Regions from separate parts of the Homo sapiens genome. Here region 2 is linked to region 1. A link is a contact called in ENCODE Hi-C or POLR2A ChIA-PET data. All regions are on one chromosome and are shown on one strand. The core of a region is the stretch at or near the end of the contact, and the rest is flanking DNA. Distances in the headings are between cores, read along the strand shown. Region 1 holds the start of AMER1 (APC membrane recruitment protein 1). Region 2 has its middle 90 kb from the start of EDA2R.

Evidence for each region. Hi-C counts contacts between places; a loop is a spot of excess contacts on that map. ChIA-PET counts read pairs that join two places held with the same protein, here RNA polymerase II (POLR2A). Pooled maps may share reads with other maps.
Region 2: a map of naive thymus-derived CD4-positive, alpha-beta T cell shows a loop between it and region 1 (16-fold over the local background). The contact joins the enhancer-like site here to the promoter of AMER1 in region 1. A Hi-C loop is called at or near these places in 1 of 168 maps with a recorded cell type or tissue (naive thymus-derived CD4-positive, alpha-beta T cell) and 7 of 50 pooled maps. POLR2A ChIA-PET finds 5 or more read pairs at or near these places in 1 of 52 experiments (T-cell).

Annotation. Positions count from the first base shown.
Region 1 is chrX:64,204,100-64,207,320 of GRCh38, reverse strand. It overlaps AMER1 (APC membrane recruitment protein 1), which reads left to right and starts at 1,613. Exons shown (of 2, transcript NM_152424.4): 1 at 1,613-1,751. LOC112268307 reads right to left here and starts at 1,375. Exons shown (of 4, transcript XM_047442706.1): 1 at 1,237-1,375; 2 at 281-339. The coding sequence starts at 1,302. RefSeq lists an enhancer at 1,077-1,236 and silencers at 1,367-1,466, 2,447-2,506.
Region 2 is chrX:66,727,148-66,730,734 of GRCh38, reverse strand. No RefSeq gene overlaps it. Among named protein-coding and RNA genes, the nearest start is that of EDA2R, 90 kb to the right of the region's middle. Within about 2 kb of position 1,799, at least 9 of the 41 ENCODE cell types and tissues checked have a DNase peak (open chromatin) inside an H3K27ac peak, as active enhancers do.

The DNA of each region.
Region 1 (3,221 bases), core at 364-2,863:
CATGGAAGGTCATGGAACATCTATATTTTCTATAATATTCCGTGGAAGATCATGGAATATTATAGAAAAAAATGAGTTGAACTGTCAGATCTCAAAGATATCAAGGGAGCCTGATGATGCTTACCCTCTCCTTGTGGAGGTGGGGTGATGCCCTGGCCCAGAGAAAAAAATGAATTGGCCAAGGTGTCCAGCAAGTCTGAGGTAGAGCTAGAGTCAGATCCCTAGCAGCCATGTCAGTTCCTGTGCTCTACACATGCAGAGGCAGCAGTCCACCTCTTACCAGTTCAGCAGCTGGATCTTTTCAAGACTGTCAGGACCCAGAAGCAGCAGAGAACACTCCTGCAATGCAAAAATAGCACGCATTGTTCTCTAATCCTTCTCTCTATCCTCAGCTTTAATCCACCCACCTCCCTTTTTAGACACACACAGAGTTTTAGGGCTGGGCCTTCTGGATATTCTTGAACTAGTGGTGGAACTAGATTCTTTGCTGCCTCAGCTCACCTGGCCCTGGCAGCCACTGATGCCACTTAATGTCCTTAGGCTAGAGACCCAAGTTCGCCGGGCTCCCTGCCACATCCCACACACAGTAGCAGACAAGGCTGGTACAGGCCTCCTCACTTTGTCCTCAGCCTGACCTCCGGTTTGGGCCCAGACAAGATTTTCCTCTCAATATTTAGACTTTTCAAGGAAAAAGGCCTGCCGAAAGCCAGGCTCACAAAGGATGGGGGAAGGGGGACTCTGGAGACCTTGGGGATTCCCTCCACATTCCATAGAAGGTGCGAAATTTGGGTGAGGGTCAAACTATGGAAACAGGTATCATCTCAGAGAAGAAAAGTGAAAGCAATCCTGGAAAGGGAGCCCGGGGCTCTGGATTCCAAATTGGCCCTTGTCGCCGGCAGGCTGGGTAACTGTGGGGAGGGACTTTCCCCACTCTGGGCAGCAGAGGGCCCGTCGGTAACGGGTGGAAGTTGGCCTCTATGGTCTCTAAGGGCACTGGTGTGCCAGAGAGGCGGACGAAGTTAGGGCGCAGGCGCTGCAGCTAGCTTTCCTGGCAGGTGAGTCCCTCCTCTGGGTGGCCTGGCGGCGCGATCCGCAGGGCCTTGTCTCTACGACTAAGGATAGGCCGGCCCTTAGGTTTCTGCAGTCTTCCCAGATTCCTCAACCTCTCTGCCTCGTTACTCCCCGCCGGCCTCTAGCTCAGGAATAAACGTCCTGGTGGCGGCCAGGGCACAGTACCGCGAATGCACAGCGGCCACAGAAATGGGAGTGCGTGAAAACCGAAACCGATCCGGCGAGCCCCATCCGGGCAGGACTGGCTCCTTGAGGCCACGGTGTAGCCACGCCACTACCAGCCCGGCGTGGGGGCGGGAGTGGGGAGCCCCAGCCAGTGGTTCCGCACCCTCTCCGCCCCCTGCCAACACCACGCCTGCACTTATTTGCATTTAAAGAGAAACGCACCAAGGAAAACAGTGGGCGGGCCGGGGCACGCCTTCCCACCATAGCGATTGGGCCATATGCCTGCCAATCAGGACGCAGATGCCCCACCCGGTGGCCTTGGAGTACTGGGGGAGGGGGTATGGGGGAGCTACCCAAAGCCTGGGGAAGGGGAGTCAGTGCTGGAGGTGACTGGAGCCGCGGCGACGGCGGCAGCAGCTGCGGTGGCGGCGCTCTCAGCCGTGGCAGCCGAGGCTGCAGCCCGGCCCAGGGCGGCTCAGCGGACAATAACCGGGCTAGGAACCTGACCGGGCTGGGTAAGCGTTGCGTACAGCCAGGAGCCTCCGCCTGCCCGCGGTCGGGTGCATTCCCGCGTGCTCTGCTCCTACGGACTGGAGGAGGGCACTAAGGACTAGGCGGGTCGGAGTCCCGGTCGCTCGCCCCTCTCCTTTGGAACCCGCTTTGCGGACTGTCGGGTGGAGAGGCAGAGCGGCCTTGAGTCCCCTGGGCACAAGCGACCACGGCTGGGGGGAGGGGGGTTGGGGAGGGCGGGTAGGAAGGCAGGCTAGCCTGGGCCAAGCCTCCCGGCTTTCGGGGGGGCGGGGATGGGCCCGCACGTGCTGCCGCACAGTCCCGGGAAGGGCGCCGCCAGCCAGCACCCCAAGCCATGCATTTGTAGGCCAGGAGCTCTGCAGCTTTGTTGTAGCACATTTGCTGGAACAGCTGTGTAACGCGGGTACCGCTCACCCCTCTCTCCGGCTGCCTGGCTGCCGCCCCTCCCCTCCCCTGTGCATCTCCAGCCTCTCCCTCCTTTCTGCGGACTCAAGCTGGCGTGCTGGCTTGGGCCCGACGGAGACCGGCTTTGGCGTGGATTGGGACATCCACAGACTGCCCCCTCCCCAGAGGAGCTCAGTTGGGCCTGTGGGCTGAGCTCAGTCGCACACTTCCCTTCAGAACCTTGGCCTTGTGGCCCCAACTAGCCGCGCCCCTCCTCCTGGGCCTCCGGGCGCATCTGGCGCCCGCCCCCGCGGTCGGGCAGGCTGGCTGGCAGCCGGGCTCTTGCTGGTCCTTGGGTTAGAGCAGCGGCGCAAGCTAGTCCTTGAGTTAGAGCTGCAAGGCCGCTTTGTCTCCCGCCTCGCCTCGCCTCACCTCCTTTTCCCTTGGAGGATACTGGCCGCGTTTTCCTCTCCAGCCTCCCGTTTAAAAATAGCAATAGGCACGGTGTTTGGGGGGCATTTCCTTGCCAGAGGCCGAAGGAGCCCTCATTGTAGTACGGAACGTATCATACCATCTCTGTGTACAGGAGAGCTAGCGAGGTGGCCAAACCCTCCAACTTCGCAGTTACTTAACATACCCAGCCCGCCAGGCCCCTGTCATTGTCTGCTGGAGACACTTCTGACACTGGTGACCGCCCGAACGCTGGACTTTGCTTGGCTCCCCCGGTGGTGAGGGGCTGTGCCCGCTACATGCGTCACAGCCCAAGCGCCTAGGCGGCAGCTGGACTGGCCCCGCAGAGCTGGTCTCCGTTTGGCCAGGCTGCTTTCGGCAAGGGCCGCGGGGTCAAGGCGAGCCTTGTTCCACACACAAACATCTTCCTCTGCGGCTCTGCCTGCCTGCTGCAGCGGCGTGGGCATGGGCAAGGCAGAGGGCACTGCACTGTTGGACTGCCTGCCCCACCGGGATTCCAGCAGAGCCCCCTCCCCCAGTGTGGCTCCCCTCATTCGGCACCACCCACTGCACAGTCACTGCACCATGGTGCACCTCTGGCAGTGGGCTCTCTAGGCCTT
Region 2 (3,587 bases), core at 550-3,049, 2.5 Mb before region 1:
GCATCCAACAAAAGACTAATATCCAGAATCTACAAGGAGCTCAAACAACTGAACAAGAAACAAACACAAATAACCAATTAAAAAGTGGGCAAAATACATGAACAGACATTTTTCAAAAGAAAGCACATAAGTGGCCAACATAAACATAGGAAAAATTTTATCCCATTCTGTAGGTTACCTGTTCACTCTGACGATAGTTTCTTTTGTTGTGCAGAAGCTCTTTAGTTTAATTAGATCCAATTTGTAAATTCTGGCTTTTGTTGCTATTGCTTTTGGTGTTTTAGTCATGAAGTCTTTGCCCATGCCTATGTCTTGAATGGGATGAACGCTTTTACACTGTTATCGGGAGTGTAAATTAATTCAACCATTGTGGAAGACAGTGTGGTGATTCCTCAAGTATCTAGAACCAGAAATAACATTTGACCCAGCAATTCCATTACTGGGTATATACTCAAAGGATTATAAATCATTCTACTATAAAGACACATGCACATGTATGTTTATTGCAACACTATTTACAATAGCAAAGACTTGGAACCAAGCCAAATGTCCATCAATGATAGACTGGATAAAGAAAATGTGGCACATACACACCATGCAATACTATGCAGCCATAAAAAAGGATGAGTCCATGTCCTTTGCAGGGACATGGATGAAACTGGAAACCATCATTCTCAGCAAACTAACACAGGAGCAGAAAACCAAACACCACATGTTCTCCCTCATAAGTGGGAGTTGAACAGTGAGAACACATGAAAACAGGGAGGGAAACATCACACACTGGAGCCTGTCGGGGTGGGGGAAGAGGAGGGAGAGCATTAGGACAAATACCTAATGCATGAGGGGCTTAAAACCTAGATGATGGGTTGATGGGTGCAGCAAACCACCATGGCACATGTATACCTGTGTAACAAACCTGCACATTCTGCACATGTATCCCAGAACTTAAAGTAAAATTAAAAAAGGAAAACATGCTCAACATCACTAATCATCAGAGAAGAGCAAATGAAAACAACGAGGTACCATCTTATGCCAGTCAGAATGTCTATTAAAAAGTCAGCACAGCTGTTATCTTCATTTTATAGATAAAGAAACTGAGTCTGAAACAGGTTAAGTGCATTGCCTAAGATGACATAGGAAGGATTTAGAGAGGTAAAGATGTGAAACCAGAAAGTCTGGCTCTACAGTTCTGCATTATTGTTATACTATGTTGTCCCTGGCCCGGAGCCCCAACCCCTAAGGCAAGGATTCACCAAATTCTTTGATGAAAGCTATGGACCTTCTCTCCCTACAAGTGCAGAGAAATTTACGTTTTTATTTTTATATACTATTTCAAGGAATTCACTTCCTGACCTTCACCACTGCTACAAACCCTTGTGTATTTCCGGTAGGAATCTCAGATGAAAACTCCTAGCTTTAAAGTTTAAATTCCACCATTCTTAAACTCTGACTCGGCCTCAAACCCTATCAAACCCTATCATTTAACAACCCAGCTCTAGAAAAAGTAGGGCGTGGTTGCGGCACTCATACTGCCCTCTATCGCCGCCTACTGGAATGTCCCTGGTAATGACAACAACATCGCCACACCTGTGGCTTAGAGACCTCTTCGCACTTTCAGGGCGTTTTCACAATAAGGTGCCATCATAGCTCAGGGGTATGAAGCCCCAACTACAGAGGGTGGGGAGTGGAGTCCGGCCTTAAGTCTGTGCCGCCAGTCGTTCCAGCAGAGTCCTTTCCGTCATGCTCTGCTGCACGACGTGTACGGGCGACACCGCCATTTTAGTTTTTTATCAGACTGTCTGCGTCACCAGGAACTATGGCCGCAGCCTTTGGAATTCAGCAGAGGTCGCTGGAGTACATCTTTTTCCTCCCTGACTGTGGTCCTAGGGAAATAATCATGAGCCGCATAAGGACGTTTGGATCAATGATGTCAATGATGGACCACATATATGATGATAGTCCCATAAGATTACCATGGAACTGGAGCTGAAAAATTTCTATAATCTAATTATATCTTTTTTTGTTTGTTTTTAAGAAAGAGTTTTGTTCTTGTCCCCCAGATTGGAGTGCAATGGCACGATCTCGGCTCACTGCAACCTCTGCCTCCCAGGTTCAAGCAATTCTCCTGCCTTAGCCTCCTGTGTAGCTGGGATTACAGGCGCCCGCTACCACGTCTGGCTAATTTTTTTGTGTGTATCTTTAGTAGAGATGGTTTTTCACCATGTTGGCCAGGCTGGTCTCGAACTCTTGACCTCAGGTGATTCGCCTGCCTCGGCCTCCCAAAGTGCTGGGATTACAGGCATGAGCCACCGCGTCTGGCTGCCTAATGATATCTTGATGATCCTGATCCAGTGTAGGGCTAGGCTAATGTGCATATTTCTGTCTCGGTTTTTAACAAAAAAGTTAAAAAGTGAAAAAAAAAAAAAGGAAAGAAAAATGAAAGAAAGAAAAAGATAATTTAAGAAATAGAAAAAAAGCTTATAAAAATAAGGATATAAAGAAAAAATTGTGTACAGCTATACAATATGCTTCCCTTTTAAGCTAAGTGTTCATTACAAATGAATCAAAAAGTTTTTAAAAAAGTAAAAAAAGTTACAGTAAGCTAAGGTAAATTTATTATTGAAGAAATAACTTTTTAAAAAAAATTTAGCCTAGCTCAAGTTTATAGTGTTTATGAAGTCAACAGTAGTGTAATGTCCCAGGCTCTCACATTTCACCCACCACTCACTGACTCACCTAGAATTGTGTCTAGTCCTGTAAGCACCACTCATTAGTAAATGCCCTATAGAAGTGTATCTTTTTTTATCATTCATACCATATTTTTACTGTACCTTTTCTACGTTTAGATACACAAATACTTACCATTGTGTTACAATTGCCTAGAGTATTCAGTACAATGACATGCTTTACAGGTTTGTAGCCTGGGAGCAATAGGCTATACCATGTAGCCTAGGTTATGACATCTAAGTTTGTATCATAGTACATGCTGTGATGTTAGTACAGTGACAAAATTACCTAACAGTGCACTTCTCAGAATGTATCTCTGTCGTTAAGCAAAGAATCACTGGAGAAATCACAACTTTCTAACCTGACCTACTTCCTTCGAAGACTGGATACACTGCTTTAGCATGCACATCTTACAATTCACCATTCCTTGACCTTCTAATGTTGTCTTTTTCATGTTGCCTTTTTCTTTTCTTTTTTTTTTTTTTTTTTAGCTGTAATGTTTGCAAAACTCTGGGGTTCTGAATGTAGAAAAACACAACCCCAGTTTAAGACGTCCTCTTCCGATCCCTCAGTTTCTTGCTGTTCATACTTGCCATCTCCATCTCTGTAGTCTTCCTGATTAACACCTTCCAGCTTCAGATCTGGAAGTAGTAATCCGAGCACTGGACTGGAAATCAGATCAGACCTGTTTCACATTTAAAGCTTTGCCTTTGTATTAGTTCTGTGACAAGTCACTTGACCTCTCTGTGGTCTCAGTTTATGAAATTGGAAGGAGATTGGTTAATATGGGAGGATCTCCATGAGCCTTTTCTGTTTTGGTCTGCTAGGATTCTAAAAGTATTCTCTGTTCTTAATACTGT